Regions from separate parts of the Homo sapiens genome. Here region 1 is linked to region 2. Evidence: read pairs that join two places in POLR2A ChIA-PET (ENCODE). Cell type or tissue: HepG2. All regions are shown on one strand. Each heading gives the region's core, and the rest is flanking DNA. Links, peaks and the distances in the headings are about the cores only. Region 1 has its middle 23 kb from the start of SLC7A10. Region 2 holds the start of LOC124904692 (a long non-coding RNA gene).

Region 1 (4,374 bases), core at 307-4,306, 160 kb after region 2:
CTGTGTGAGGTGTGTGTCTATGAGTGTAGTGTGTGTTTATATGTGTGTGTTGTGTGTATGTGTGGTGTGTTTGTGTGTTTGGTGTCTGTATGCTGTGTGTGTGTCTGATGTGTATCTGTGTGTCTGTGTGTGTCTATGTCTATGTGTATCTGTCTACATCTGTCTGTGTGTGCCTCTGTGTGTGGTATGTGTGGTGTGTGTATCTGTGTCTGTGTGTGTGGTGTGTGTGTCTGCGTCTGTGTATGGTATGTATGTGGTGTGTATCTGTGTATCTGTGTGTGTGGTGTGTGATGTATGCATGTGTGTCTGTGTCTGTGTATGGTATGTATGTGGTGTGTATCTGTGTATCTGTGTGTGTGGTGTGTGATGTATGCATGTGTGTCTATGTGTATCTGTCTATGCATGTCTGTGTGTGCCTCTGTGTGTGTGGTGTGTGTGTCTATGTCTGTGTGTGTCTATGTCTGTGTGTGTTGTGTGTCTGTGTGTGGTATGTATGTGGTGTGTATCTGTGTGTGTGTGGTGTGTGTTATGTATCTGTGTGTCTGTGTGATATGTGTGTGAGGTACATATCTGTGTGTCTATGTCTGGTGTGTGTGTGGTGTGTATTTGTGTGGTTTGTGTGGTGTTTGGTGTGTGTGTTGTGCATCTGTGTGTCTGTGTGATATATGTGTGAGGTGTGTATCTGTGTCTCTGTGTGTGGTGTGTGCGTGTGGTGTGTATCTATGTGTGTGTGTGTGGTGTATGTGTGAGGTGTGTATCTGTGTGTCTGTGTGTGGTGTGTGCATGTGGTGTGTATCTGTGTGTGTGTGAGATGTGTGTGTGAGGTGTGTATCTGTGTGTCTGTGTGTGGTGTGTGCGTGTGGTGTGTATCTATGTGTGTGTGTGGTGTGTGTGTGAGGTGTGTATCTGTGTGTCTGTGTGTGGTGTGTGCATGTGGTGTGTATCTGTGTGTGTGTGTGATGTGTGTGTGAGGTGTGTATCTGTGTGTCTGTGTGTGGTGTGTATCTGTGTGTATCTGTGCGTGTCTGTGTGTGCCTGTGTGTTGGAGCATGGGTCTTCAGGAGCCCCCATCTGGGGCGGGGGTGTGGTGTGTTGTGCACAGCCCAGACCCCCTAGGACAGAGCCCAGACCCCCCAGGGCACAGCGAGGGGGACTAGGAAGTCCTCTAGGGCTCGTGGGACTAGAAGGAGGCTGAGACCCCCGGGTGGCACCGGGCCCCAGCCCTCGTGGGTGCCGGGCAGCGCGGGCACACGTCAGGACCCAGCTCCACGCCCTCTGCTCCTCACCTCCTCCTTCCCTCCAGATGTTGCCCAACAGCTGCGGGCTGGCCGCCCGGGGCGCACTTCCCCTCTCTGGCCAGCCAGGCAGGGGTCCTGGGCACCGGGTCGGAGGAGCTGGGTGCAGACCCGCAGCCTCCTGGGCACCCGCACAGTGCACTCTTCCGGCAGGATTTTCCTGGCAGCGGCTGGAATGTCCAGCCCCAGCTCCCAATGCGGTTCCATCTCCTGGGTCACCTCTGTGAGTCACCTCCCCTCTCCGAGGCTCAGTTCCCCGTCAGTGGCATGGTTGTCACACAGGCCCGGGTGGGGTCATCAAGTGCAAGGCTGAGCCCAAGGTAGGCAGAGAGGCTCCTTGGGCGCCCCCCGCCTGCTGCTTCTCCCACCTCCTCCTCTGCACCAGGCCCCCCGTGGCTGCTGGCTTTTCCCACCTGACTGGCCCAGGTCTCAAGTGGAGAAGAAACCAAGGCTCCCAGAAAGCCCAGAGGACTGCTTAGGGGAGAAGGGACGGCCAAGGTCATACCCGAGGCCAGTGTGAAATGTAGCCTTAGAATGACGTGTTGCTCTGTAGGGGCCTCCTGGACAATCCCCACCCCTGACACACACCCAGTGACCTCAGGGCCGGCTGCCCACACCTCCACCTGGCCTGGACTCGTCCAAACAGTCCCCTACCTGGGTTGGTCCCTCCTGGCTCCTGAGAAGGCCCCCGTAAGCAGAGAGGCGGGGCCCGAGGGGCTCTGCAGTGCGTCAGCACTCTGCCCTGACCCAGCATACCCAGAGGTCAAGGTCGAGTCTGATGCAGTCAGGAGAAGCGAGGACCCTGGAGTCAGGCGCACTGGAGCACACATGCGTGGCTCTGCCTCTGACTACCTTCTCTCAGCCTCAGTTTCCAGCATAGTCTCCACTCCAAGCACCCCTCACCTGCCTGTCCCATTTTAGTGGGGGGCCCTGACCATCCTCCCTCCTCTCCCTCTCCTTCCTCCTCCTGCTCCTCTTCTTCCCCTCCTCCTGGGACAGGGAAGTGTCTCACTGCTGGAGTCTCTGAGCCACTGCCCCTTGTCCTACCGCAGACCCAGTTGGTGCCAGCACAGGACTGCTGGAACCCATGGCCTTCAGAATGCCCCATGGGGGAGTGGAGGTGGAGGCATCTCTTCCTAGGAGCAGGAGCAAGGGAAGGCGGGCCAGGAAAGGGCCACATGGTGAGCTGACCTGGACACCAGAGGGGCAGGTCCTGTTGTCCTGGCCGGATTTCCTGAAGGCAGGGTCCCTGGTCAGTGGTGTCTGCCAGGGAGCGCAGGACTCCCGAGGCTGTATCCCAGGGTGGTTCGGGATGTGGGGCTCCCAACAGCACCACTGGGGTCCACCACGGTTTCTGCGAGACAGTGGGCTAGACCCTTATCTGGGGCAGGATGGGTGGGCAGGACAGGGACCCTCCCAGCTGAGCTGCAAGGAACAGGGCTCAGGAAGCAATCTGTACAGGCCCCTTTGCATTCTCAGGTCAGGGCTGCAAGGCTGCTGGGTCCCAGATCGATCCGGAGGGCCCAGAGCAGAAAGGGGTGGGCACCTTTGTGGGCCTTGGAGAGAGGATGGGAAGCCATCCTCTTCGCTGCTGGCTCTTCACTCATGGCTGGAGCTCCCAGGGCCCCTGGGCTCCAGAAGGAATCCCCGAATCCTTCATCACAGCCTGCTTGGCATAGGTGGCACATCCCCCACTGCATCCATCCCCCCCCCAACAACACCAACCACTGTGGCCCTGAGTGTGGAGTGAAGGGAAGAGGCCGGGCTGGTGGGGACTGATGGCCTCACCCTCTCCCTGCCCCTAACAGCCCAGGCCAGAGCCAGGGTGTCAGCCCCTCACCCACCCCAGAGACTAGAGCAAGGGTTGGTGGAAAGACCAACAGGTTCAGGGGTCACTGTGTGTGGCCAGGTCAGAGGTCAAAGATTTGCTGACAGCAGTCTTGGAGGTATTGATCTGGTGGGGGAGGGGGCAGAACTGTGTCCCCTGCCAGGGACTGTGGGCATGGGCTGGTGGTTAGCAAGCTGGATTCAGCAGAACCCACCACAGCTGGCCTCCTGGGCTGAGGGGATGGGGGTGTCAGCTGAGGACCAGTTGTCATGCTGAAAATGAGCTCAGGGCCAGCCCCGGGCTGACACTCCAGGATGGCCAGGGGACAACAGGGATCAGGAGGCCTCTGAGGCTCTCACAGGGTCGAGATGACTGAGGAATGAGGGGTTCAGAAACCCCAGCCTGCCAGCAGGGACAGAAGCCAGGAGGGAGCATCTTCAAAAGGGCAGGAGGCTATGGCTGGGCTGGCTTCCTGTGGGGGGGGGTGCCGACTGCAGCAAGCCTGGAAGGCCTCTCCCAGGCTGACCTGCTTCAGGGATGACCCCGGGTCCCTTCAATGCCTGACAGTGACCACAGCACCCACCTCGGCCCTCTGCCCAGTTTGCTTCTATGGGATACAGGAACCATCCCAGTGCCCCCCACCCAGAAAGATGCAGCCAGGGAGTCCAGCAAAGGCGCCATCCCCTGCCTCTGCCCAGAGCAGCTCCTGGGGGTGGTAGGACATTCCTGCTGCCCCTTCCTCCTCCCATACACATATGCCAACCAGTCCAGACAGGGGAGAAGCCTGGCCCAGAAGGGAGGAGCTGCCAGGACTGGGGAGGCAGGGAAGAGGCCCCTCCCCCAGCTGATCTCACCCCAAACACATTGGATGCAAAGGCGTTTCTCCATTCCTGGAGCCTGCCTGGGGAGGCAGAGTGGGGAGTGTTTGTCTGTGTGAGTGTGTGCACATATGTGATTTGTGCACACATCCCTGTGCATTTGCACGTGTGTGCATTCATGCGCTTGTTAGTGCATGTGCTTGCATGTGCATGTTATTTGTGTGTGTGTTCCTTTGTGCATGGAGTACATGTGTGAACATGTGTTCATGCACATGTGTATTTGTGTGTGCCTGTGGACACGTGTGTGCACGTTTGCACATACTCACATGTGTTTGGCCCCAGGTCTGAGGCTGGGCTGGCCCCCTTCCAGGTGCTGACTGGAGAGACACTGCAGCTGTCCCTTGGAATGGCTTGGCCAGGACTTAGCCAGAAA
Region 2 (4,374 bases), core at 304-4,303:
GTCACACGAAAAGGGGGCAGAGATGCCCAGGAACGCACTGGAGAGAGGTCCCCTTGGTGGGTTAGGCCATGGCACGGGGAGCCTCAGGGACTCCGAGTGGTGGCCTTTGTCCCTGCTGGCCACGCTTGGAGCTTGGCACTCCACGGAAGGCCTGGCTGGGAGCAGGCAGCCGGCCCATGCACCCTGGAGACCACAGCTCGCCACCGTGTCTGCAGGGGCCGCCCACTGGGGCAGATGAAGGGAAGAGTGACCCATACGCCTCCCTTTCGGTCTCACACTGAGGAGAAGCAAGTGCTTCCTGCTGCTCAGCAATCCCCCAGCCTGGCCTGGGACACTGACCAGGGCAGCTGCACATCGGAGTCTGCAGTGCTTCTGCAGCCCCGAATATGAGCGCGTGTAAACTGTTGGATTGAACAGCTAAGAGCCGTGCCACTACTCAGGAGATTCAAATGAAACTGCAAACCAAGTCCAAAGTGGCTCTCATATAAACATTGCAGCATTTCCCCCAGAAAACTGTTCCCAAGCCTTCCGTCACTGGCCGACCCATCTTGGAGGCCTTCTGCCTCTGGGCTGGCGGGTCCCTGCCATGGGGCCCAGGGAGGGTCTGGGTGGGCCAGTGGTGGCAGGTAGCCCAGGCCCAAAGCTACCCAGAAGGAGCCAGAAACAGAGCCCTCAGAACACATGTGGGGAGTGAGACGCCAGCACGTTGTTTGGAGATGCATCCTGTCTCCCAGATGTCTTGTATTATCATCGACTCACTCGGCCAAAGATGGTAGGGTCCCCAGACAGCCAGGAAGGAGGGATCCTGCGTGCCTGTTCTCGATTGAGCCAACGTATGACCGAATTCTCCATTGTCGGTTTGCATTCAGAGGATGGATGAAGTGGACGCAGAGGAGCGGGAGGGAGATGATTTATCAAAGCCATGGCTTTCGTCCCTGGATTCCAGAAAAGCTTGCATCTGAATAACTTATGTGTGTAGAAACTCTAGGGGGATTTTTTTAAGGCAGAAAAAGATAGGGAACTGAGAGGAGCACGAAAATAGACTTCAGCTCCATACCCGAGCCTCGCTGGGCAGGATGGAGCTGGCTGGCTGGGTGTATACTTCCCCCTCCAGAAAGCAGATCATTTTCAAACAAGAAATGCAGTTACAGTCTTCTACAAGCTGGAAGATAAAGTCAGGCTGGCGGATGATATCCAGGCACCCACCATCCCATGGTCTTTCTGCTTTGCTGGCGGGAGTTTGGGGAACTGGGATCTGAGTCTGGTCTGCACTGGAGAACAGTCTTGTTTTTACATTCCTAGATGATTTCATTGTTCGGGGTATTCTTGTGGGCTTCCTGGTTGTTGTTGTTGTTGTTGTTTTTTAAACGATAGTTCAGTTTCTGCTTTTTCTTTTGTGTCAGCACAGTCCGGTAGGACTTTCTGCCCCGGCTGCTGTTGCAGGTCACCTTCTGATTTGGCGCCTCCTAGGAATCCGTGTCCCCCATACTCCTGGCCCTGTCCTCTCTGCCCAGGCTATTCTTGCATGTTCTAAAACCAACAAACCACAAACCATTTTTCTTGGTTGACTCTGGGGAACCTAAATGAAAATGCTTAGCTGTCCCCAGGCAAAACTGGGCTGTGTTCCATATGGCTCCACTCCCCAGAGCTACAGCAGTGGGAGGGTCCCATTTTACAGATGGAAAAACTGAGGCCGTGAAGGTTGAGCACTGCCGCCAGGACCTAAGAACCCATTGCTGGGCTTCGAGTTGTTTACCCTCCTGACTCAGGGCTTTCCTGGACCCGTGATCTGAGCCTCAGTTTCCCTTCAGTTTAGAGCTTCCATGTGCCCCGCCTTCCCGGCCAGCCGTGGGGAAGCCTAGGCCCTGTGCAGGAGTAGACTTCCAGGCAGTTGTTGGCCTAAGCAGCCCACTGCATCCAGAGATCCTGTGACTCTGACCCACCCCAAAGCTCCCTGTCATGCAGGCGGGGCTCCTCCCCCCAGCCTGAGAGTCACCTGAGGTGTTATCTGGACCTTTCTGCCCTGTTGACACTGCTTATGGTGTTTTGCAATCAGAAAAGACAGGAGATTAAAAAGTGCCCGGCTGGGGACTTTGGATTTCAGCAAAGCGTCCTGGCCGTGCATTCAAGTTTTTCCTTTAGAAATCTGCCTCCATGGGGCGGCTGACGCTGCCTGTCCAGCCACGTGGCCCTGCTCCTTGCTCCACATGAGGCCAGGGTCCTCCACCCCCTGGCTCCCTCCCATGGGACAGGACCCCCCACAGGCAGGCGCACAGGCAGCTTCTGGAATGTTTGTGGAGTGGTTGTGTTTACCGTGAGAGCTGGGATTTGGGTGAGAGGCCCTCGTGACGGAAGCCGCGGCTGTGCCCCTGGCCTCAGACTTGTCAGGACTCACCCAGCTACAGATGGACCCCATGGGAAGCCCAGGGTGGAGCCAAAGAGGGGCAGCTGCACTTCCTCAGCCCTCCTGGCTCTGGTTCTGGACCCTGCAGACGTGGTGGGCTCTGGTCCTAGGGCTAGACCAGCCTCCGCCAGCCAGGGTCATCACCATCAGTGTCGTGACTTGGCCATGACCTGTGAAGGGGCTGGTGGACCCGAGGGTTCCGCTCTGTGTCTGCTGCCTGCAGCCTCCCGAGGTGCCTAGGTGGGATGGATGGAAAGGGGCACCACCTGCGCCCCTCCGCCCCCTCAGCCAGGCCCAGCCTTGTCCACCTGGGCTGCTTCCGGGGAGTCCTGAGAGCCAGGTTTGGATCCAGCAGCCCTTCCCGTATCCTGTCCCTTCCACACCACAGGATGAGCGGGAGGCTGCTTCTCTGCCGTTGCCCAGAGAGGGCCCTGAGGTCCTTTGCACAGCAAGGACAGGCCCTACTCCTTCCGGGCCCTGCTGTGCCAAGGGTCCCTCTTACAGGGCATCCAGAGGGCAGCCCCAGCCACCATCCTCCTGCCTCAGCAGGCCTCCTGTCATCTGTCCCACACTGTCTGTCCCACGCCATCTGTCCCATGCCATCCTGCCTCTCTGCTGGCCCCCAGGCCCCTCCCGTCCTGGACAGCTGGCACCTCTGCCCCATTCTCCACGCCCCTGCCTGTGTCCTGCTGGTCTCTGCCTGCCACCGGAGGGTGCCAGGGTGCAGGTGGACAGGGTGAGGGGGCCCACCTGGCTTCGGGGACATGTGGCCAGCAGGCCCTGGGAAAGCCTTGCTGGACATGAGGCTGTCTGGCACTTCCTCCCTGCCCTCCCCTTGGGCCCTGGCAGAATATGTCCGTCCCATCCCCATGGGCAGAGGGGTAGTGTCGGGCACACCCCTCCAGCTAGGGGGCCCCAGAGCTGCAGCAGAGCCAGAGGCCCTAGCCGCCGACTGAGTGTCTGCCCAGATGCTCTGGGTCCTGGAAGAAGCAGGTGGTGTGATTCAGGCCCGGAGTTCTAGGCCGTGCATCCCATCCGGGGTCCCTGCCCAGCCCCCTCCTCCTCTGCTTCCCACAAGCACGGCCTCAGCCTGTGCTCTGTGCTGGGTGCAGGGAGACCTGGGAGAGCCTGTTGGGGTGCCGGGTGGAGGCCAGGCAGCGGGCGGGGTCCTGGGGCATCTCTGCCTCTCCTTAGTTCTCCAAACAATTCTCCATGGCTCTGAGCTCTTGGAGGCCAGGCCACAGGGGTGGGTGTCATCTGCATAGGACAGCCCCACTCCCCTCAGCCTTCCCTGCCTGGGCTGAGCCCTGAGTCCCTTTTTCCCTGGAAGACACAGGTCTTCCAGGATGGCTTCGGGTTTCCTTGCTGCCCACGCACCCGTGGGAGACACCAGGTGGCAGTTCCCCACACCGGTCTCATTGTGAGGGGGAGTTGCATCCAGGACCCGGGCCAGCTGCCCTCGAGTCCAGGGCAGGTGGGGAGCGGTAAGGGTAAGGGGGCGGTGGCACCCCAGTACCCACTTGCCCTGCCTTCCTCTCTCCGCAGCCTGTTCGACATGGGCGGTGAGTATTACTGCTTCGCTTCCGACATCACCTGCTCCTTTCCCGCCAACGGCAAGTTCACTGCAGACCAGAAGGCCGTCTATGAGGCAGTGCTGCGGAGCTCCCGTGCCGTCATGGGTGCCATGAAGCCAGGTGAGCAGCGGGTCGGTGGGGGGAGGCGCATCTGACGTGGCGTTGGGGGCGCTGCTATGTGGCAGGTGCCTGCAGGGAACGGGTCTGCATTGTGTGACTTGAATCTGCCACACTCCAGATGCTTAGTCCCTGAGATTCCAGTGGCGTCAGGTCTCCAGGGTCACTCCTAGGAAACAAGGCTGACCACCAGGCAGGGACAGACAGAACCAGGAATTGCGGGGCTCAGGCCAAGGCTCCCCGGTCTGCTGGCCTCCACCTGCGCATCTCCACTGGCCA

What was found. ChIA-PET counts read pairs that join two places held together with the same protein. Peaks named below come from ENCODE experiments on the same cell type or tissue, not always from the same donor. Only the 100,000 strongest peaks of a DNase experiment are listed, where the experiment ranks them.
Region 1: POLR2A ChIA-PET joins it to region 2 with 10 read pairs; 6 of 35 experiments call an interaction of 5 or more read pairs at or near these places.

Annotation. Positions count from the first base shown.
Region 1 is chr19:33,246,394-33,250,767 of GRCh38, reverse strand. No RefSeq gene overlaps it. Among named protein-coding and RNA genes, the nearest start is that of SLC7A10, 23 kb to the right of the region's middle. RefSeq lists enhancers at 1-421, 1,626-2,127 and a silencer at 1,185-1,234. In HepG2, for the core only: a CTCF peak has its summit at 1,336; DNase peaks (open chromatin) are centred at 1,467 and 1,977; H3K4me3 peaks cover 739 bases.
Region 2 is chr19:33,401,445-33,405,818 of GRCh38, reverse strand. PEPD (peptidase D) reads left to right here. Exons shown (of 15, transcript NM_000285.4): 12 at 3,950-4,098. It overlaps LOC124904692 (a long non-coding RNA gene), which reads right to left and starts at 3,950. Exons shown (of 2, transcript XR_007067229.1): 1 at 2,396-3,950; 2 at 1-1,530. In HepG2, for the core only: a CTCF peak has its summit at 3,091 (motif pointing right); a DNase peak (open chromatin) is centred at 2,118.